3 separate regions of the Mus musculus genome follow, and all the other regions are linked to region 3. The links are chromatin loops, found by intact Hi-C in ENCODE. Cell type or tissue: gastrocnemius. All regions are shown on one strand.

Region 1 (8,000 bases), 76 kb after region 3:
ACACCTACACAAAATACACACATAAACATATACAAAGACACACACACACATAAGCACAGGTGCACAGACATTTGCACACATTTATACAAACACACATAAACCCAGTAAACACACACAGCAACCAAAAGTCATACTACAGAAGGCACACATGTGTTTTCTTTCCACCAGATATTCACAGGATGTAGTCCACAAGGGCACTGGTTTAGAGTTGCATGAAGAAATACATTTTTGTGGTCCCTTATTCCCCCAGGTAACATACATAGTCTATACCCAAATCATAAGTAGCTTTTCCATGGTTAAGAAAGAAAGCAGGCTTCCAAGTAAGTAGTAAAAGGTAGGGAGTAGGAGGGCAGATTGAAGAAAGAACTTGCATGGGGGCGAGCCAGAAGGGATGTTCAACCACATTAAATACATGGGGCTTCTGTTCTGTTTACCTGTACTGCTGTCTCTACAAACCAATGCCTTCCTGGTCTTCTCAGGGCTCAGGGTACCTTGTTTGCTGTTCTTTGACCCTTCCAAGATACAGGTATAAGCATAGCCCTGGGGCTGCCAAGCAGCAAATGACTGTTTAAGGTTTGATAGGCAGGAGCACTAACCATCTCTGAGGGGGCTTTCCCAGGATTGACACACAAAAAAGCAAGAACGGTTTGCTCACGGGCAGAGTTCTTCCTCTCGTAACTATTTCTCTAGCTATAAGAGGTGGTTTTATGCAACAAAAACTATATGTAAATGCATATACAAACATATGCAGGATTAGTGTGATATGTGAGTGTCCTATAACACATACAAACACATACATATGCACACACATAGGCAGACACAACACACACACACACACACACACACACACACACACACACACACACACACGGAAGAAAATAGAATTTCCCCATCCTACTTTACCAGCTTGGTCTACTATTCCCATGGCTGCTTTATACCCTGCACTTGGTCAGAACAGCAGACAGAAGAAAGCTTTTCAGGTGGTCTCATAGAAGCCTTCAGATCAGTTTTATTTTTTAATAATTATAGAGAGTTCAGACTAGAAAATGTATAGAATTGTAGGGGCATTGGTGAGAAAAGAGGGATTTTTTTTTCGTTTTGTTTTGTTTTATTTTTTTTTTTATGTTCCTCTCTGAAACAGGTTCCCACTCTTTAGCCCAATCCTCTTGCCTCAGTCTCTCAAGTCCTGTGATTTCAAGCATGCTCTGATATATCTGGTCTGAGAAAAAATGTGTTTGGTGAAATGCAAAAGGAAACCTTCTTTCTTTCATGACTAGAAAGTATTGGGACCCTTCTTCTCAACGTGAAACAAAACAATTGAGAGTTTTTTTTTTTAAACTCCCAATAAAAAACCAAATCCAAGTTTCTAAAGATGCATAAAGAGTTTAATACCGTAGAGGATGCGGGAAGTGTGAAAAATCTCAAACATTGCATGGTTTTATTTTTGTTGGCTGAGATTTGATTTTTGTTTTTATGCACTATGAAAGTGGTGAGGGCAAAAACCTTCTGTGCCAATTTATTTCAGATTCTTTTTATTTTATTTTTTTCCTGAAATCTTTTCCAAACAAAGATGCCATCCTATGATGGTTCTGGGGTTTTTACCACACCGATTTTCTTGCTCTGGACAAATGGCTCAGCTCATCTACATAGAAGGCACTGGAAAATATTTTTGTGAGCTGAGTGCAGCCAAGCGAGCGCCTAGGAATCCAGAGGAAGTGGAGGCCTCCTGCTCTGCACAGGAAACAATCTTCCAGCACGCCTTAAATGCCAGATTCCAGGCTAGTTTAACTAACCACTGACAGCTCTGTAAACAGAGCGGGGACAGGAGCCCGCTTCCCCTTTCCTGGGAGTCATTTTGGGTTTGGGGGCCGAAGGGAGATTCTGGAATATTTGACTGCATGGCACAGATACACAGCGGAAGCAGGCTCAGCATCTGAAGAGCTGGAAATTCTTCCAGAATCAAAGTCATCTCAGAGGAGGTAGGAAAGGGTCAAACGGTTGGATTACATCTGGAGAGAGCCAGGATTTTTGAGCTCTGAAGACAGTTTGATCAAAACTTAGCTGCCTTCTAAAATACTGCTTCCTAGGGATTTTTTTTTCTCCCATGATTTCTGCATACTTAAAACAAACAAGCAAACAAACAAAAACAGTGCTAACTAACTTCCAGACTATGCAAACGATGCCTGCGTGCAGCATTGTCTGATTTCTCCTTTCCTCTGTCTGCCCCCCCCCCACACACACACACACATACTTCTTTTCTTGCCCATTTTCCTCTCAGTCTTTCTTTCGCTGTCTGTCTTGTTCTTTGTTCATTTGGGTGTAAGTGTTGTCTGGAGTTCAGCGAGAGACAAAGGGCTGGATCATCCAGCCATTCTGAGGCCATGCTATCAATATTTCTGTCTCCTGAGATTCCTTCTTACTTTTTAAATGTAATCTGCACTCTTACTTGTTTTAATAGCTTTTAGAATGAAGGTGCACTCTGTTTGAGGTCAGCAATTGACCACTGGTTGCCTTAGCCGTATTCTAAGGTGTTTTTCTTAAAAATAAAGAAAAGATGATGGTGTGGGGTGGGAGGGACTAAATCAGGGGCTCATGACTCCTTGGTGATCTTGACTCCGCCTCTTTCCTTTAGATCAAGATATTATCTGGGTTCCCTAAACCCGAAACCTCACTATGGATGATTTTGAACGTCGCAGAGAACTCAGGAGACAAAAGAGGGAGGAGATGCGGCTGGAGGCAGAAAGGTAAGGATCCAGGATAACAGATATTCACATCACCAGCAACCTTGTTTTCAGATCACAAGGACTCTGCCCTCTGAAGGGCCAGTTGTGTCCATATTGCACATCAAACTATTTGTAAAAAGCAGTTATGGGTGTAAGTATTTTTCCTGCTAAAAGTCTAAATTTTGCATTTAAAAAAAACACATTTCAAGAAAAATGGAGATCAGAGAGAATCAGATAATTTCGTATTTATGGAGGCTGAACATTGTAGAATTTGTAATGGTAAAAGATAATACATAAAGATAAAGGCTTCAAATCACCCATAACACTGGAATGACAGAAGATGCTGACTGTTGGCTATCAGAAGCAGTTTGGCAAGCCCCAGAAGAGTCTTAGCTCAGATTTGATTCTTATTAGAAAAACCGTTGCCTGGCCGTCTGCATCAGGAAGGTTACTACAGATGGTCTGAGTGACTGGGGAGGATGTGGGGGCTGTTGGAAGCTGTTGGAATGTGTGGGGCAGCCTTTGAGGTGGTGACTTAGGGGACAGGTGGTTGGAAAAATGAAGCATTGACATGTGACATCGAGGGTGGAAATGTGTATCTTAACATTTAGTTAGGCCTCAGACAGAAGGACAGTGGCCTCTAATGATGTGGCTTCGATCAGTAGTTTAAGGAAAGCGTACCAAGTATTCACAGGGAGAAACAAGCCCCAAGGTTTTGCATGCCAGTAATTCCAGTGCACAGATGCAAAGCATAGTGGGTACAAATGACCTACCGCAGCCCTGCCGTACAAAACTGAAAAGCTGTTGTTATTGTTATCAACCATTATTAATAACAATCCTATCTAAGTAATAAACAACGGCTGGATAGCTGGGAATTAATATGAATGCCAAGTGAAGGAAAGACTATTGTCACCCTGAGATTAAACTATTCACAGAAGTTTTGTTGAGAGTTGTGGTATGCTACGGAAAAAGTAATTGTGGAGATAAGTAAAACGGAAGCTGTCTAAAACAGAGCGTCAATAAAATAAAAGGAGGGAGGGACAGAGGGGAATGCATCCAACATAGAAAATGTATCTATCCGACTTTAAAATAATAGTTAATAATTAAAAATTTAAAGCATACAAAACTAAGGAAATGACCAAAGGACCGGTGGTTGCCAGGAGCTGGACAGGAGGGAGGGAGGGAGGAGCACACAGGCAGAGCACAGGATGTTAGACCCGCAAAACCACCCATGAGATAGTATGATGGCAGATGCGTGCCACTGCGCTGGAACTCAATGCAAATTATGGAATCAAAGTGGAATGACATGTGTGTACCTACATTATCCACAGTCACAAGTACAGCACTGTGTATGGGATGCTGATAATGGCAGAGGCTGCGGCTGCAACTGGGGAGGGGAGGGGACAGGGCAGCATGGAAGACTTGCCATTTCCACTCAACTTTTCTTTGAACCTAAAATTACTGCAAGGAATACAGTTTATCAGTAGAAATGACAGAGTGGGGTAGGAGAGGCTGACTAGGTGTGAAAACGAGACAAGCAAAGCTCCAGGGAGAAAGAATCTGCTGCAGGGAGCTTGAGAGGAAGGGCATCTTAGGACCCTCACTAGGGATGAGAGTGTGGTGGTAACGGTTAGTTACGGTGGACTGAGATTTAGAGACTTGGCATCAAGCATACAGTCGTGAGAGCCTGAATCAGAGCAGTCGGAGGGAGGAAAGAGATCCCACGTGGCAATCAGCAAACCTGTCAGGAGCAGGGACAACTCAGTCTGAAGACTGTAAGCTCCAGTTCCGAATTATTATAGTAAGTTAACCTAAAATAGAGCGCTTCCAAGGCTCAGAGCTGCAGATGCCTTCATCCATTCTCCATGCATGTTTATCAGGCATCGTCAAGAAAAGTCTCGGCCTCGTCTCCAGTGGAGAAAGGTGAGAAGACTCTATTCTTGGTGGTCATGGTCATAGTGTTGAATTTCAGGTAGAAACCACATCAACATGGGGATTTCCCCCCAGATGTTAGAAGACAGGAAACTTGGATTTTTATTCAGAAAGAAGAGAAAATCGTATAAGATAGGTCCATTGGGACAAACCCATTGCCAATAAAAAAAGCTGAAGTCATATCCTCCCCCACCCCCCAAAAGCTCATATGAGAGAGTAAGAGATCATAAGGGCATAATGGAAACATCACAGGGAGCAACATAGCAGAGAGACAGAGAAGACCTAGGGAAGGAGCAGACCTGAAATTGAGAGGACATTGAAGACTTGTGGACACCACCTAGACAGGAGGAACACACCTCTACTTCCTCTGCCTAATTCAGTGCTACTGGCCTTGGGATTCTCCTGGATTCTTGAGTTCTCAATCTACCCAGCAAATGCCTACCGAGGACTGATCAAGACGAAGTGTCTGAACAGAGATGGGAGAAACGAAGGTGATCAGCAGACACTTCTGTATCTCAAAGACTCATAGGAAACAAGAGTACAGAAAGCAGATGAGCAGAGGAGTAACCCTGAAGAACGCTGGGGCTAGAGGGATGGCAGAGCAGAGTGTGCACCTCGTTAGATGGAGTTCTACACCAACAGGCAGTGAGAAGCATCTCACAGTGGTTTAAGCCAGGCTGCGACGTAGGGTGAATAAGCTTCATTTTCTCATAGCCAGAACTCTAAGAACTGGCCACACAGCTGCTCCGTTCATGCTTCCCAGGGTGGTGGTGATGTGTGAACAAGGATTTATCTTCTGTTAGTGTTGGTTGTAAAAAAGCCTGTATGCCAAAGCTTAATTAGGCGCCATTAATAACCTAAAACAAATACATGCATCTTTATTCAAATATTGCTTAACCAACACTTCTGTCTACATTTCTGCTTGTTCTTAACAATGGCCCTATGTTTGTACTGATTTTACCTGTTTGTGTCTCAAGGGGCACTGTATAGGTCTGCTGTGCTGGAATTAGGTCAACCTCCATCAGCATTTGGTAAAATGATCATTTATGGCAGTAGTGAAAGTTAGACTTTATGGTCCAGCAAGATTCCATGGCAAGTTCAGGGTGTGTCCAGGAAACAGATGGCCAAACCAGGAATCCAGGGCTATCTAAAAATCATAGTTCAGATCTGAGGACAAAGGGCATGTAAGACCTTAGGCAAGTCCCTTCCTCTTCCTTTAACGCCAGACCCTGGCTTCCTTTGTCACAGGAATGAGTGCTTTCTCAAGGGAATCAGAGGTCATTTCCTCTTGCTTTTGGAATTGTCTACTTCTGTTTGCAATAAGTCAGATATTGCTTGATTTGAAATCAAATACGTAATACAGAATCTTACATTTTTTTTAAAAGACAGTTCTAAGGCCCTATAAAATATACCTAGGGCCAGGCAGGGGAAGAATTAACTGTCATCTGGATATGGAGAATAAAAAGAAGCCATGCCAGCTTCGGAATGGCAGTAGAGTCAATGCAGATAAAGTTGGTCCAAGGGTCAAGGCTACAGATGCATTCGTTTGTTCTCAACACATTTTATCAGGCATCTCTTTTGCTCTATGCTCTGTTCGGGGCAGAGGACTGGGTAATTTTCTCGGGGTTGGAATACTTGACCATCATACTCAGGCTTTAGGTTCAATCTCCAGCACCACAAAACTGGATAAATAAATGAAGTGCTATAACAAATGCACATATACATATAGAAAGAGTATCTATAAAGTGCAAGGTTCTGCCCAGACCTGTAGAGACCAACAGTCACCTGTAGGGATAGTGTGCCAGGAGTCAGGAAGACCATATTAGATTAGAGAGATCTTGACCAAAAGCATAAGAAAGACGTTTCGGTTGGCAGAAGGGGATCTGTGCATAACCAGAGAAAAATCTTAATGTGATGTTTCTAAGCAAAAGGCATTATTTGTATACATTTCAAGCTCAATGGCATTTTAATCAATTGCCTGTTTGAGCAAATGAATGTGTAAATAAATAAATATTTACTTTTGTTAGCCTCATGGGAACAAACAGCTGCCCACATCTATTCTGCTACTCTTTCTGTTTCTGGGTTTTTTGCATTCTCTCTCTTCTCTCTCTCTCTCTCTCTCTCTCTCTCTCTCTCTCTCTCTCTCTCTCTCTCTCTCCTTCCCTCCCTCCCCCCTCCCTTCCTCTCTCTCTCCCTCCCCCTCCCTTCCTCTCTCTTTCCCTCCCTCCCTCCCTCCCCCTCCCTTCCTCTCTCTCTCTCTCTCCCTCCCTCCCCCTCCCTTCCTCTCTCTTTCCCTCCCTCCCTCCCTCCCCCTCCCTTCCTCTCTCTCTCTCCCTCCCTCCCCCTCCCTTCCTCTCTCTTTCCCTCCCTCCCTCCCTCCCCCTCCCTTCCTCTCTCTCTCTCCCTCCCTCCCTCCCCCCCTTCCTCTCTCTTTCCCTCCCTCTCCCTCCCTTCCTCTCTCTTTCCCTCCCTCCCTCCCTCCCCTCCCCCACCTCTCACTCTCCCCTGGCATCTCTGATGTTCTCAGGGCATCATGCTCATCATCACAAAACTGCAGCCACCTGCTTCTGTGTCACTTCCTCTGCATCTTCCTGGACTTAGTGCTGACTGTAGATGCACAGGCTTTTAGGAAAGGATCCATACTTTTGCAGAGGCATTGTTTTATCCTACTTTAATACAGAGATCTTTTATATCTTTAAAATGTATCCAGTAAATGAGGACTAATAACAGCACAGCAGGAAACTTAGCTGGAAGTCATAAGGACATAAATACAGATATATAGGTATGTATGTTCTATAACAGCAGCTATCAATCTATGGGTTGTAACCCCTTTGGGAATTGAAAAACCCTTTCACAAGGGTCGCATATCAGATATTTACATTATGATTCATAACAGTAGCAAAATGACAGTTATGAAGTGGCAATGAAATAATGTCATGGTTGGGGGTCACCACAACATGAGGAACTGTTTTAAAAGGTCACAGAACTGGGAAGTTTGAGAACCACTGTTCTATATAAATGAAGGAACACTCAGCAGTATCATGATCAAAGATGGTAAGCTTAGCAGGTATGGTCATGGGTTTTGGCAGTAGGGCCTATGGGATTGATCCTCGGCCTATCCCTTAAGGCTGAGTGAGCACTGGTAAGACAACCAATCCTTCCAGTTTTCTGCTTGCCCCTGTATAAAATGAGAGCAACGGAAGTATCTACTTCATAGATTCTTACAGGCTGAGGAGATATGAGGAAGCATTAACACAGCACTTAGCATTTTGCAACAGTAGACATCACTATTAATGATTATTAGTTAATTTGATTCTCTGCAACAACACAACCTAAAAAAGTCAA
Region 2 (8,000 bases), 49 kb after region 3:
ATGACTGTAGAGCCTGGGAAGTTTCAGAGCATCCTAGATAAGAAGTAGTCCTTGTATTTGACCTGTCTTGATAGGGTCCAGTTGCAAAGATATTCAGTATTTCCCTTCTAAGGTATGACAAGCCAAAACAAATATGGAAAGGTCGCCAAGTCACTGGTAAATAATCCAGTGTTGACTTTTAATTTAGAAATAATGGAGCAAATCGATCCCAGCCTCTTTCTGTGGCATATTGATTCATGTTGCCTTGAACTTTCTCTCATTGTTTATCCTTCTTTTTTACCTTGTTATTTTCCTGCTGATAAAATAGGTGGCTGAGGGCACGGGACCTTTGTGACTTGATCTATTCTGAGCTCACAAATTCCCTCCATTTTTCCTCCTTGCAGATTGGGGTTTCCTTTAGGTCTAGGCACGTGCAATACAAAGAACCTTGAAATGATATATAACGTGCAGAAAATCATACAGCCCTTAACTGTATGATCACCTTAACCACGTGAAGAATTTTCACATAGCAGACATGCCTGTGAGGTCAGCATCTATAGGAACAAAGGCACTCAGAAGCTCCCTCCAGGACTTACTGCCATCATTGCTACCTTATTCTGATCTCTGATGCCAGATGTATATCTAAGTTTATATTGACGGACTATGATAATTTTGGGTGTCTTGTCTAACCTCATGTCTCTCAGATGGATGTCCTCCGTTCTCAGTGCCATATTGTTTCATTCTTTGCCTGACACAGTTTCTCTGCTTTGAGGTTGATAGACACTAAGGTAACTTTCTCTGTGACTACAGTGAAAGGCGATGCTCTGAAGATTCCGGTTACTGTTGTCTGACAAACACACACAGTAGCAAAACTACAGTTATGAAGTAGCAATGCAAATAATGTTATGGTCCAGGGTCACCACAGCATGACAAAACTGTATTAAAAGGAAGATTAAGAACCACTGTTCTAAGGGAAAAACTCCCTCTCTCAGCAGCCAGCAATTGCTAGTAGCTCCTAGGCTAGATGTAGGTGTTGATAGCCTTCACTGCTCCATGCTGGGATGTTGCCTGGCTTGATCTTGTGCACGGGTCTTGTGCGCAGCTACTGAGTTTGTACATGTAACTGTCCTGCTGTATCCTGTAATACAGTTTCCTTATAACCTCACAGCTTCTGGCTCTTACAGTCTTTCCACCCTCCTCTTCCCACAACAATCCCCAAGCTTTAGAAGGAGGAGGTGTGATATAGATGCCCCAGTTAGAGCCAAGCACTGAGAAGGTCCTCATTCTCTGCATGCTGACCAGTGGTCAGTGTCTGGGTTAACACCATTGCTGAGAATTCAGCAATATGCTAATCTATGGGCATAGCAGTAAATCATTAGGACTTAGTTCAAGTTACACTCTAGAGCTCTAGTACTAAACCAGCATGGCACTGACATTTAAAAAGACATGTTACCCAGTGGAATAAAACTGAGGGCCCAGATATAAATAAATGAATACTCCTACATCCACCTGTTTCAGACCAAGAGTCAAAACAAAAATCACCGACTGGAAGAAAGATAGCATCCCCAAGAAGTGGTGATGGCCACCCTCCTTCTTCTTCCTTTTTTCCCTCCTTCTCTCATTCCTTTTCCTCTCCTCTCTCCTCCTCTCCTTTCCCCTCCTTCTCCTCCTCTACCTCCTCTTCTTCTTCCTCTCCCCCTTCCTCCTTGTTTTCTCCTTCTTCCTCCTCTTCTTCCTCCTTCTCTCATTCCTTTTCCTTGCCTTCCTCCTCTTCTCCTTTCCACTCTTCCTCTTCATCCTCCTCCCTTTCCTTTTCCTCCTCCCCTTCCTCTTCCTCTTCCCCTTCCTCCTCCCCTCTCCTTTCTCCTCCTTTCCTTCCCATCCTTTTTTTGTGGTTGTTGTTGTTGTTCATTTGTTCTCTCAAAGTATAATAGACATACAGTAAAGTGGATTCTTTTTAGTTGAGTTCTGAACTTTTTGTAGTAGCTAATAACTACCACAAATAAGATCTACAAGAGCCCCAAGATCAAACTCTCCTTGTAAACTCTAAGCGTTTGCTGTGCACCTCTGTGGGACAACACAAGAGAAGTGTGCTCTTTGTGTTTCCTTTGTGTTCTATTTTGTTATGAGACAAGCTCTTGCAACATAGGCCAAAGTGACCTTGAGCTCAATACTGTAGCTCAGGCTGGCCTCAGCTCCCCACTGCTAAGATTACAAGCATGTGCTGCCTTGCCTTGTGGGGTTTTGCAGTCCTCTTATGCCATCTTGTTTGAGAACAGTGGCTGTCTTGGTAGAAAGCACTGGATTTGGGGGTAATGGGAGCTCTACCGCTTTCCTTCTCTCTGGGATGGTGACCCCTGAGCTTCCGGCTATTGCAGCAGCTTTCTGATGCCTCAGGAGAGATCTTATATTTTAGTCAAGTTTTTCAGCTGTCTCCAATCATAACATTGGGCTGTCCCAAGCTAGTCTCCTCTAGGCAGGTACCTCAGTTGGTCTATACACACTCAACAAGCTCATCAAAAGCCTGCTTCATATCAGGTTTTGTAACTGGTTCTAGAAAAGCCTTAGCAACTATGATAACTCCCGGTGTTTAGTCAGGGAGAGATCTTTGGAGTAAGACTATTATGGCTTACATTTCAACTCTATCATTATTAACTATGCAGCAATGATCCTGAATCTGTTTCTTTACTTTAAGATGGTGAACACTGAACAAGGTAACACATGCCAAGTCCCTTGGACATAGCAGACACTCAGTAAGCTCTAGACACTACTATGCAATATGTTATTATTTCTAATATACTCATCTCTTAGAAGTGTTAGGGATGGGATAGTACTGGGTGGTCCTGGAAGGAGAGTGAACTGGCCTTTTTTTTCACAGTTACAAGGTCTTCCACATGTGTTAGGATTCATAACACATCTCTTTCCCTTATTCCCTTAAAAGATCAAATAACTATATATAAACCAGATGAGTTGAAGATATCTTAAAAAACTATTCTTCAAGTGCTTTATATTGGGCTGAGGAACCGAGAGACCAGGATAGTTAAGCAACTCATTCAAGATCTGTCTGCTCATTGGTGTTTATGTAAATGCCCTAAAATTGTCCATTCCCTCCATTCTAACAGACTTCCAACTTCCATACTAAACTACACAAGCGAGGCAGAGACAAGTACTAATGTTTTATTTACCACTGACTCATTTTTGAATAAACTCCACAGATCTATTTTTAAATATTTTATTTTAATATCCATCTCCATGGGTACCTGATTCCCTGCCAACCGAGGCTGGAAGAGTTGCTTCCCGTTCCTTTCCCATTGTGAGCATCACGTCCTGTAGCTTTCCCTGCTCTGCAGGTCATTAGATAAATGTTCTGTCTTATCATCCACCACAAAAGACTGAATGGAACACATGTAAGACCACACGAAACACTCTTCATGTTCCCAAGTGTGTAGAAGTGCCTCTCAACCTTATCCACAACACAAAGTATCTGGTGTTCTTCTGGCCTCTTCTAGCATCTACCTAGACCCTCATGTCTCCTAGCAAAGATAGCACTTCTGAAAACACCTTCTGAGTGACCACCCCCAAATCCCGTGGGGACAGAGCAGTGTGGATGAGTTTCAGAATCACAAGCATACAAAAGTCCACACCAGTATTTGCTATTGGAACATTGTTCTCAGAGTTCTATGCAGGGGTCTTCTTCCATGAGCTGTACCTTCAGTCTAGCCATCTACTCTTCATTAAAGACCATCCTCCCCCATCGGTCTCAGTACATTTTCTGCTGCTAATAGAATGATGCAGGTTGGGTAATTTGTAAAGAAAAGAAATTGAGCTGGGTGTGGTGGCCCATGCTTCAGTCCCAGCACTCAGGAGTTCAGAAGCAGGTGAATCTCTGAATTTGAGGCCAGCCTGGTCTATATAATGAGTCCAGGTCAGCCAGGGCTGTGTAGAAAGACCATCAAAATCACACACACACACACACACACACACACACACACACACACACACACACACACACACACAGCACTTGGCTTCTCACAGTTTCTAAGGCTGGAAAAGTCAATACCAAGGTGAGGGCTTCTAGATCCTTTATGTTGTGTGTGATACCAAGTGTTCTGGTCTCTCTTTCTCAGAAAGCCACTGATTCCATCATGATGGCCCTACCATGGTGACCTGGTCTATTCTTGATTATTAGGCTCCCAAAACTCCATTCCAAATTCCATGTGAATTTGGGGATTAGGTTTCCAGTGTATGGACTTTGGGGAGAACTGACATGATCAAACTAGACTACTAACCCTACCTACTCCAGTAGCCTCTATAACATCCTGTTGTTTAGTTTACTTAATCAAAAGTATGCATTGGCTTTAGTTGAGCAGCATGTAAGCTCCATGAAAATAGACTCTCTGTTCATCATCACATTCCTAGTCCTGGAGCAGAGTACTCACTCAATAAGTAAGCAGACTGTGGCTTCAGACAAACCTATCCTGCTTTGTCAACCTCTGGTTTGAGTACTGGCTTCACTACTTCCTAACTGGAAGTGACAAGGAGTCATTAGGCTTGGTGGCCTTAACTTACCACTTAAACACAGCGAACTTTTAAATCCTTATCCTACAAGGTTTTTATAGTGATCAAATAAAGTACAAGTGTGTGATGTGCTAACACAATTCTTAATAAATAATAACTATTACTGTTACTTTCATATAATGAGTACAAAGGATATTATGGATCAAGTATTATTTGCTAGAAATAATAATGTTGACATTCCGGGTCCTAATTCAGCAGTGGAAGGTAACATGTTAAATTAATTCTTCAACTGGTACTTCATGCTGGATAAAGTATCAGCCAATTTTATTAAGTTCCCTAATTTAACCTTTCCAATGGCTCCTTGTTGCAGCAAGACATTACCTGAAACCCTTTCGTGGTATCCATTTGGAAATATTTTGAGTCTGATGACAAGGAGACAATCTCTCCTTTCCTGTCATTACACCCTGGTTCTCCCATAGTGAAAGTTTTCGTGTATAACCCATTTCTCCCCATGCCTGGGTAGATGCTTAATTCAAAGGAGCAATAAATAGCGCCTGGCTGTTTGCCACCAGCTTGCTAGGGACTGGGGAAGGACGACAGGCTCATTCGCCATGTGTCTAGCTCCCTCCCTCCCTTCCTTTACCTCAGTCTTTTCCTTCCTTAAGTACGTCTGGTCTAGACTCAGCTTGGTCTGCAGAGAGCTTGGCAAGGGTTTCAGAGCAGGGTCAGCCAGAATGTCTGTGCTTGGCACTGCACGGTCGGCTCTGGCTAGAAGTGATAAGGTGAGGGATGGTTCCCACGGACAGGGATTGCCTTGAAACAGAGTAGAAAATCCACTCATTTCTCATCTGCAGACCTGCAACCCGAGCACAAAGGGAAAGGCTTCTCTCCCAGTTCTTTTGTTATTTGCTTTGTTTTTCTGTCTCACTCTCAGGACAGTGCACACGCATGCACGCACGCACACAAGGACACTAGGACAAAAAAGGATTTTCCACCTACATTTAGCATACTTCTTTCCCTAGTTTCCTTTTACTCACTCCCTTTTTCAAAAAGTAAGAATGCTGAATATATTAGGAACAGAGAAAAAGAAAGTAGGCAAATAAATGTCGGTCCTGTCAGAGTAGGTGTATGGCCACACATCCTTCTCTGCCTTTACATTTAGGATAACATGACATTTACTTTCTTCAAAATGAAAATGTATGATAATCCCCCCATATACATACATACATACATACATACATACATACATACATACATACATACATGTGGGGGCTTATTCTTATGTATGTGGTACACTGTGGAAGTTGGTGGACAACCTTCCTGTCAAGTCCCACCTTTCCACCATCTTTGACCAGGGTTCAGCAGGCAAGCTGGACAGGCAGTTCGTGGAGATTCTCCTGACTCCAACTCACATGCCCCTGGGCTTACAGACTTTGGGATACTGTCTCTACCTTTATGTGGATTCTGGAGACCTGAACTCAGGTGGTCTAGCTTGTATTCAGCAAGCACCTTTACCTGCTGAGCCATCTCCCCATGCACAATAGCTATTTCTAAACCAGGCCTATGTTCTTCCTTCAGCACTCGACTAATGATGGTACCTGAGGGAGAATCGATATCTGAAATGTGCATTCTAGAGTTGGGGGGATGGCTCAGTGGGTAGCTCACTTGCCTCCAAGCCTGAGGTCTCATGTTCAGTCCCCAGAACCTGCACAGTAGAAGGGGATGACTACAAGTGCCCTCTGACCTCCACTCTACACTGTGGCACACACTCAGAGAATAAATAATAAATAAATATACAAGAATGAATGAATACTCTACATTGACTATAGGTAATTATACTTAATTATTCAATCTTCCATTTTCTTCCAGATAGTCAATAACAGATTTCAAGATCATCAAATCCAACCCACGGGGGTGGACAGTCAAAGGTTCAGAAGTAGACACCTGACTGCTTCTGTGTAAGTAGAGTTTGTTGCTTTGGGCTCTGCTTATAGTACTTATATAACCTCTCTGCCTGATTTGCTGAATTCTTGCATTTAAAGTTATCTCATAAAAACCCCAGCCCTGCTTGCTACTCCTCTTCTTGTTTAGTTAGCACTCAGTGAATCTGATCGACTTTATCAAGGTTTTGAGGAATACTTTCCTGGTTTATAATCTGACTTTCTGTTATTTCTCTTTCTTATACATGTAATTTGTTTGCTTGTTCCTGATACAAGCCCTGGCTAGCCTGGAACTCACTTTGTAGACCAGGCTAACCTTTAGCTCACAGAGATCTGCCCGCCTCTACTCTCAAGTGCTGGGATTAAAGGTGTAAGCCACCGTGTATAACTTCATGTGTGATTTCTTAAGACACATGAACTGTTCACTAACTATGACTGATACTGTAGTCTTAAGGGACTAAAGAGGATGCCTCTGCCTCACCTAAGCTCATCGTTGGGAAAAGGCTAGCGATTTCAGGAGTAATGGATCACCTACCCTTTCAAACAAGTGGCTCGCTCACTCTTCTGTTGCTGTAATAAACCAAGGTCAAAAGCAATGAGTAGATAAAAGTGTTTATTTTAGCTCACAGTTCGGGAGAGGTCAGAGTCCATCATGACAGGGAAACGTAGCAGCAGGCAGCAGGAACAGGAAGCAGAGAGATCACATTTCAAGGGTAACAAACTGGGAGGTGAGCCTGAAATGGGGTTGATATGCAACCCTTCAAAGACGCCCTCCAGCAGCAAGGTTCCACATCCTAAAAGTTCTATAGCCTCCCAAACAACATCACCAGTGACTATGTGACTATAGGGCATTTCTTATTTAAACCACCACAAGTCTACCAGTAGAAGCAGCCACTCGAGGAGCACAGAAGGGCTTTTCTAAGATAGGGTGTGGAAAACAAAGGAAATGGAGGGGGGGGGCGGTGCCTTAATTCAAAGAAGGGTTTTTGGTTTGATTTGGTTCTTGACTTTCGGTTTGCTTGTTTGCTTGTTTGTTTTCAGAAATTTAGCACCATTCAGACAATTACTGTCTCAGGATTCTTTCAGCTGTACCTTATTCACCCTGGGTCCTTTCTCTTCTTCATATCCTTGGTTCTCTTTTAGCAAAACCTCTCTTGGGGTAGGGGTGTGTGTGTGTGTGTGTGTGTGTGTGTGTGTGTGTGTGTGTGTGTGTGTGTCTGTATTTCTATGTTTGTGTCTGTGTGTATTTGGACTGTGTGACTCTACAAACTCCTTCTCTGTATACCCCCACCCTTTGCAACGCCAGCTCTCTTAAAGTACTCACTCCCATCCTTCTCTCCTTATGGTCCTAAAGTAGCCGAGAAGGAGGTACCCATTGTTGTGGACCTGTTCCCAAAATGCCACTGACACTTGATTCTGGAACTTATACAATTTCTACTTCTATAAAATAAGAAAATTGGAAGAAAAAAAAAAGCTGCACTGGGAAAATCCAGTGAATGGTGGCCCGTGGCCAGCAGAGGTGCCTCCCAACTGTGTTTCATTAAGTTCAGGCACCTAACAGAC
Region 3 (8,000 bases):
TTGTTTTTGCAGGGCAGAAAGTTCACCTTAAGGCTCTTCTGGCATTCAGTGGCTTGGAGTAGAAAGACTGTACCATATTCTGAGCACGGTATACACATACAACATTCACTGAAGATTTTACAGCATAATTTCTCATGTGATTGGCCTGGTCCAATAAGATTGCCAGGATTGGGCTGGTGAGGTGGTACAGTGGGCAAAGACACTTCCCTCAAGCCTGAAAGCCTGAGTTCAATTCCCAGTATACACATGGTAGGTCAAACCAACTCAGCAAGTAGTCCGCTGAACGCCACACATGCGCCATGACGCGTGCCCCTTCCCCACACAAATAAAACGTTTTTTTTTAAAAAATGTAATTGAAAAAAAAAAAACGGAAAAAGAGATAGCTAGGATCAGTTTCTGTTTTTGCACGAAAGATGTTTGCTTTACAAGAGCAGGTACTTCCGGTGTGCGCATGGGGTGGGGTGGGGTGGGGTGGGGTGGGGTGGGGTGGGGTGGGCGGGCAGGGGCGGGGCAGAGCTTTCGGAAGAGAAGCTAAAAAGGATTAGCTCCTCCCGTTGTACCCAGCATGCCCTCTCTCTGTCACTATCCTCTCTTTCCAAGTTCAGAGTAGCTCCCCAAATTGGAAAGTTAAACTTTCAAGAATTTTGAGAACTAGTTGTAAAATATGACCAGTATTTTTAAACTGACCATATAAGCTCATTATTCTGTATATAATATTAAAATATTATATTAAAAAAATCCACCCCTTCCTAATTAGCTCACTATATTCTGCTATTATTTGACCTCTGATGGTCAGTTTTATCTGCTGAGTCTATCCAATGAAAGCGCATGTGATGTTAGAAGTACTAATTACAAACTACATTGAACATGGTTGATACTATATACAATACTACACGTTATTGGTAATCTATTGTGCTTGCCCACGGAGGCTCTCTGCAGGCATGTGACTCTCTTTCTAACCCCTACTCTTTGCCACACACTTCCTCATATTGCTTCTCCTTGACCTCCATGTAGATGGGAGGAACAGGGTTGATTTCTTTAATGTTTGGGCTTTCCAGGAAGGAAGACAAAGACCAGTAGATACAAGTTTTAGGACATCCTGATTCAGGTTGGCAAGCGTGCATTCTAACTGGGGCTGTCTCTGAAGCATGGATCTCCCTGCTTTGCAGAAGACAGCCTCCACGATCGTCTTCACCTGACCCATTTCCTTTACCCTTATAAATGGGCCTGGAGCTGCCTTTTATAGTTGAAGAATTCATTATGTAATATGGTTAAAGGGTTTTTATTGTTCCTAAGGCTATGTGGTTTTTATTTTTTTTTATAGATAGATAGAATTTTTTTCAATAATTTAGACCTGGAATGGGAAATGGAAAGAAAACGAAGAAGGGGAGGGAGGAGGAAGATGAGGAGGTGGGGGTTAAGAGAGAGAGAGAGAGAGAGAGAGAGAGAGAGAGAGAGAGCACTGGGATGATTGACTTGAAGCCTTAGGGCTCTAGGACGAAGTTTCAATCTGTCCATTACCCTACTGGCTCACTGTATGTCACAACTTTTTCAGCAAAGGCCATCTGAGAACAGCAAAGTAAATTAAATAGCTGGCCCCAAGTGACATAAATGGCAAATGGCATAGCAGGAATCAGTGCCACTCCCTGATTCCAACCCTATGGCTGTCTGTTCTGTCTTCCTGGGAAAGTGAAGGAAGCCAGAGCACAAGGTTTCCATAAGCAATCATTAGAACTTGTCATTGAGCCATACTGCAGTTCAGCTAGACAGACAAGCACACTGTCACTCCCTGCCATATAAGGAAGCAGAACTAAACACCATGCCTTACACTACTGACTCAAGTCAGTTGCTCTGCTCAGAGGCAGGCGGACCTGGAGCAACTAGGAAGAAACCAAAAGTGGGCTGTCCTTGGAAGCCCAAAGATGTCAGCAAATGGGTTCTCTGCCCGACCAAAGGGAAACACCCTGGAATTAGGTTCTGAAGGTTTCTGTGACTTGGACAAACATTGTAGCTGTTTCGGTGATTGTAGCTGTTTCAGGTGTTCCTTTGTGTCAAATTTAGATGTTCAAAAGACTGAGTTCGAGGTCAGCCTGGTCTACAAAGTGAGTTCCAGGACATCCAGGGCTATACAGAGAAACCCTGCCTTGCCCCCCCACCCCCCAATGAGAACTGGATGGACTGTTGAGAGCTCTGCCTCTGCCCAGCTGAAGTTAGGGTCCCCTTGCCTTGGTAGCCACTCCCACTCCCCACAATTCAGCACGTTTGTGCCAGCACTCTTCAACTTTATAATCAATCACAATCAGAACTTAAGAATGCAAGTCTAGTAGCCAATTTCATTGGAGAAACTGAGGCACAATTATCTGTTCAAGATCAGCTGGTCTAATCTTGCTGCGAAGAAGGCTCACGATTCCAGATAACTCTAAGATAACACATAGTCTCCTCAGAGAAAGTTGGGGGACGGATTAAACAGTCCCTTCAACTCCTCCTAACATGCATCTTTGGTCAGATTATACCTGGGTATTCATCTCTGAGACCTACCGTAACAGAGCACTACAAACAGAAGCCAATTTTGTCGCAGTTCTAGGTTAGAAGGCCAAGGCCAGGCCATCCCCGGGGTTGGTTCCTTCTACTGCAGTGAGGAAGGCTGTGCTCTACCTGTTCCCTCACAACTAGATAGTCCTGTCCGTGTTCCTGTGGCATGTTCTCTGTACGCGCCTGCATCTCTGTCCCCGTCTCCTTTCTTAGAAAGTTTACTGTATTGGAGCCCATGCTTTGGACTGCCCTTTAACTTGATAGTCTCTGTAAAGACCCAAACGTTTGAGGTGAAGGGCTTCGAGCCCCAACGAATGAATTAAACCCAGACTATGCCCCAACTCAAAATCGGGGTAGAAACCTATGCGGCACGGGTTCCGAAAGCCCAGTTGCAGAAGACCCTACTGCTGACGGGATTCTGCCGTCCCTCTAGGTCTGGGGCAGCTTTGCTAGAAGTCGCTTGGCCTTTTGAACTTGCCCTTGAGATTTACTTTTCAGCCTTTCACAATATGAAATTCTGATCTGGTGAAAAGTCAAAAAAGGTCTCCGAAATGACGCACTGAGGCACAGCTTCGCTCGCTGTGGCCTATCTGTGGACGGCTGGGAAACCACAGTGCAGACAGTCTGGTATGCGGCCATCAGGGGTGGGGGAGGGGCTGGTGGGAAGGCTGAGCCAAGGCGGGGATGGGGGGGGGGAAGGAAGAGAGAGAGAGAGAGAGAGAGAGAGAGAGAGAGAGAGAGAGAGATGCTACCCTGGAGCAGCCTGGAGACAGCCACCACAGGGGCTGTGGGGGAGTCTGCAAGAACTCTTTTCAGTCAAATTTACAAAGGCTGATCTCGGCCAGTAACCGTGTCAATACAGGGGAAAATATTAGGAGCCTACACATATTTGTGTTATGAATCACTTTGAGTCTTCGTTTCCCCTGTCTCTTCACTGTTTAAGCTTAAAGGATAAATGCTTGCGCGCTCTGCTTTCGCTGGCCCTCTTCGCTTTATCTACATTTGCTCTGCCACAGTTCATAGTTTGTGTGTCCTGTCTCCTTTTCCGGTTTGTTTCCTGCTGCGTCGTGCCTCTCTTCCCCTTCCTTCTCCATGTGTGTCCCAGTTGCGATCCTTTCCATTAGTCCTCTGGCTCAGGCCAGAACTATCGAGGAGGTGACTGTGCCAATTGTCGTCCAAACTGGGGGACAGGAAGAGCTATTAATAGCTTCCCTAGAATAGCAGTCACAGGCTGGGAGTGCCCAGGCGCACTGGGAGGGAGGGTCATCCTCTTTAGAGTTTAGGTTCTCTCCTCCCTAAGCCCCTCTCCTCTTCTGACTGCTCACTGTTTCTGTGTCTTTCTTTAAAAGTACTTCTATTCTGAGACTTTCACGTTTCCATTCTAACTCATCTCTCTCTCTGCACCCCTTACTGGCTCCCACACCCCACTGTGTGGAACAACCTTTTGCTTTTGTTTGTTTAATGTAATTTTTTTCTAGGGTTTTTTTTTCCCTTTTGAGTCAAAGTTACACTATATATACCACTTGAGAGTGGAGCACCGATGTGACAAGTTGCTTATGGTCTCCTATGAGCTGCAACTCGTCTGTACACCTTCTGGGGTTAGAGCGGTCCCTGCACTGCAAAAGTGCCTAGAGCTGTCATGTACAGTTATTATGTATGTGTATCTTGGCTCTCACAGGACATACTTTCTGTATGTGTACATATGTGCACACTAGAGTTGAAAATGATAATGATATATGGCCTAAAAATAGAAAAATATATAGTCAAAGCTAACTGTATTGCTTTCACTATGTCCTAGTGGTCTACATTGATTATCCTTTTAAAACTGTGTGTGCAATGACTGCTGTGGGTTTAACATGGGTAGAAATAAACTTTTAAGGCAAAAAATATAGAATAAACTTAATAGTCTTAAGTCTCTAAGTGTGTGTGTGTGTGTGTGTGTGTGTGTGTGTAGGCCAGAGGTCAACAGCTGTTACCTTCTTCAGTTTGCTCTCCACAATTTTTTTTAAAGACAGGGTGTCTTACTGAACATGGAGTGCCCTGATTCAACTATGTTGGGAGTTGTAGTGGTCTACCTGTCTCTGCCCTCCCAGTGCTGATCGTACAGGTGTGGGGTGCTATGCTTGACTCTTTACACAGGAAACAGGCACCCACATTCAATTCCTCATGCTTACACAGGAAGCAGTCTACTAACTACACCATCTGCCTAGCTCTTCAAATGGGATTCCACTTGTGACCAGTCCTGGGCAATTTCTAGATTGTTCTGAAAAATCATTTCAATTGTCAAGATCTATGTTAGACTTGCAGTTGCCCAAGGACATTCTAAGCTCCCCTGTAGCTAGGAGGGGAGAAACAAGAACATGAGTCCTTGGAAAAAATCAGTTACTGAAAAATCAGTCAGTAGCTGTCTGAAGTACTCAATGGCCCACAACTATGTCAGCTGCACGGAGCCATTCTCATTTGTTAGGTACTTACTTGGAGATTTTGACCAAAAAACTTCCTCCTCCTCCTCCTCTTCTTTTATCAAGCATCCTTAAAATTAATGAATGAAGGAGGCAGTAAGATAAGGTAATTTAGGAAGGAAATGGGTTCTGTTGAAATTGTTCCTTTCCTCCTAGACCTCTTCCCACTCTTCCCCCTGGTGTCCTCTCCTCCTGGTTTCTATTTCTTCTCCCATTGAGATTATGGTTGCAAATGTCCTGTGGCCATCGGGCCACCTTCTGCTCTAGTCATGTTGTTTACAAATATCCTTGTATGGAGATCGATGATACAAAGCTCTTCCCCATAGTCTCCAGGGATGGTATGCAGCTGTAGAGCTGGTGGGATAGAAATGTCTGTCCCTCGGCCTGCGATCTGACCACATAGGATCAGCTAGCCTGGAGCTGCCTGCCCATCTGTGTTAGTACAAATAGGAAGTGAGGAGGGTAGGAGTTTGGCGGTTGTTTTATTATTTTTTTTTCCATTTCATTAAACGTCCATGTCTCTCCATATTTTGGCTTTTACCCTTGCTGTTAAAAATACAGCAGTTGTTCTTTCCACTGGGAGTAGCTACACCCTGATAATTCCTTTTCAAGGTGTCCCTGGCCAAGGTCAAGCTTTTGGTGCCTGGGCTCACATTTTGCAGTGGGCTCAGGTTCCAGGTAATGGCCTATTGGGTAAGGACCTTCCTCCTCACCACAGCTGTATGACCCTCCTGTCTTCTCTGTACCCGACTCCGTGAATGTTCTTTAGCCTAACCCTTCCCTGTAATGCCCGCATAGGGAGCAAAGAGCTTTCACAGCAAAAGACTCCATGCAGCATGGTGTCTTCAAGCCCAGACATGGTTTTCTATCCTTTTCCCTTTGTAATCTGAAGACCCCGGGTGGCTTGGGCGGTGGGAGTAAGTCGAATAGAATTCAGTTTGGACTGAAATTCCACATCTGAGGTTTCCAGCAGCTATCCCACATGTGACAGCTTCAGCAGACTCCTTTGTCTGGGGGGCCGGGGGGGGGGGGGCTCCTACTCCAGGATCAGGCTTCTCTTCTTTCTACCTGTTTAAAAAAATGTGAAAAAGACGCAACGCATGCTTAGTACAGAGAACTAGAAAACACAGAGGGTTACACTGTCACTGCTGATACTAAGATCATTTCCTCTATATACCTACGTTTTGGTTTTTTTAGTTGGCACGTGACTTGCATGTGTTTACAGCCTACCATATGCTGATTCAAAGCACATAATTCAATGCATACACAACATTAAGGTTCTGGTTTTACTCTTGTCTTTAACAATCAGTGGTGACAGGTGTGGGCCAGAGAGGCCGCTCGGTGGACAAGGCACTTGCCATGTGTGGGTGAAGAGCAGAGTTTGCATCCCCAGTACCCACATAAATGCAAGGCGGCTGTGCCATGTGCCTTCTGCCAGGAATTCCAGTGCTCAGGATGGGGAGACTGGGATCATCCAGGGCAAGCCAGGCTAGCAAGAATGAGCAAGCTTCAGGTTCAGTGAAGGGAGGTCAAGAGAGACCTTAGATGTCAACTTCAGGCTTCTATGTGCAGTTGTACCTCTGCGCATGGGCACCCGAACAACCGTGTGCTTACACACAAGGGAAAGGGCACATGGACACTGCAAACACACACCATATTAGCAATCACCTTTGGAAGAAACTCTGCTGCAAAGGGACAGTTAAGGCAGGTTAGCATCTGATTCACGATGTTTCCCTAACACAAACATCAGTGTGTATCTTCCTCTTAAAGCTTTGTATGTGTCCAATGTACACAGTGAACAACAATAAAATCTTCAGAGTCTTGCTGCACTCAGTCTTTCATCTGCATTTGAAGTTCTGACACATGAGGCCACATATGCGAATTATTCTCACACTTGGCAGTTGCTGTGATTTTAATATCTTATGGCGGATTTCATTCGGGTTTTTTAAATACTCTAAAAATATAGAATACAAGCATGTTGGAAAACAGTGAATGTGTTTGGGGTTAAGTTCACATAAGCAATCATATGGGTAGGTCTTTTTATTATTCTTTAAATAAAATTTTATTTTGAAATATGTTTAGGTTTTCAGTTGCAAGAATATTACAGAGTTCTCATACCCTGCACCGAACTCCATCCATTGTTAACTTTAGTATGCTATATTTATAACAAATAATGAAATGATACTATTACAGTATTACTAATGAAACACCATACTCTATATGGATCTTAGTTTTTATTCAGTTTACTTTGTTTTTCAAGGCCCTTGGATCAATGTGTGTGTGGTGTTTTTTTGTTTTGTTTTGTTTTGTTTTGTTTTTTGTTTTAAGTGGAAAAATTTAAACATTTTCATTGTGGAGCTATTGTTAGAACCCTAACACACAAGTGAAAGCCACACAAGACAACCCCTTTCTTGAACAAATGTTTGCTGCCCAAGCCATTTTCTTGAGGGATTTCCACCTGAAATGCCCTAGGTCTCCTCTGGTCTTTGGTTACCTTGAGACCACCAGCAGATTCCTCTGCCTGCTCCATCCTGTTGCAAGACACCAGTACTCTTTTCCACAACTGAGACTAACCATCCCAGGACCACACACACGCACACCCCTGCATCACCCTCTTCCCGCACAGTTGGAGACCAAAACATCAGCGTGAAAGGTGGACTTGGCTGAGCTGTTTAAGTTTCACTCTTCACGTTTGTATGACATCAGAATGTTACTTGTGAAAGGTTGGACACTAAGAGAAGAAATGAGGTAGAAGAGCTAGCTGGTGGTGAAGAAGGAAGAGGGAGTGGGGGTACTCGGGGTGGGGCATCCATGTTTTGTCACATCTTGAAATCAAGGCTTCATTAAGAAAAAAAAAGGAACCTACTGTTAACAAATATGCCATAGAAGTGTTTGCTTTCTTGAAAGTATTTCAAAGTTAGCCATCCATATGTTGATCTTTCAAATTGTTTTTGGACTGTGAATTAACAACAGAAACTATCCATTGAATCCTGTTTATACCTTTGA

The links. A loop is a pair of places that touch in the nucleus more often than their neighbours do. Peaks named below come from ENCODE experiments on the same cell type or tissue, not always from the same donor. Only the 100,000 strongest peaks of a DNase experiment are listed, where the experiment ranks them.
Region 1: it touches region 3 in a loop (2.2-fold over the local background); 5 of 42 quality-filtered maps call a loop at or near these places.
Region 2: a loop joins it to region 3, with 1.9 times the contacts of the local background. A loop is called at or near these places in 2 of 42 quality-filtered maps.

What each region holds. Positions count from the first base shown.
Region 1 is chr6:34,683,331-34,691,330 of GRCm38, forward strand. It overlaps Cald1 (caldesmon 1), which reads left to right. Exons shown (of 14, transcript NM_001347100.1): 3 at 2,633-2,744. The coding sequence starts at 2,674. Among named protein-coding and RNA genes, the nearest start is that of Gm13861, 33 kb to the left of the region's middle. In gastrocnemius, no CTCF peak of the experiment used is centred here; no DNase peak of the experiment used is centred here; H3K4me3 peaks cover 593 bases; H3K27ac peaks cover 4,697 bases.
Region 2 is chr6:34,655,762-34,663,761 of GRCm38, forward strand. It overlaps Cald1 (caldesmon 1), which reads left to right. Exons shown (of 14, transcript NM_001347100.1): 2 at 6,367-6,455. Among named protein-coding and RNA genes, the nearest start is that of Gm13861, 5.8 kb to the left of the region's middle. In gastrocnemius, no CTCF peak of the experiment used is centred here; DNase peaks (open chromatin) are centred at 3,254 and 5,150; H3K27ac peaks cover 2,517 bases.
Region 3 is chr6:34,606,974-34,614,973 of GRCm38, forward strand. All of the region lies in intron 1 of Cald1 (caldesmon 1), which reads left to right. Among named protein-coding and RNA genes, the nearest start is that of Cald1, 12 kb to the left of the region's middle. In gastrocnemius, no CTCF peak of the experiment used is centred here; DNase peaks (open chromatin) are centred at 3,168 and 3,707; H3K4me3 peaks cover 1,682 bases; H3K27ac peaks cover 6,019 bases.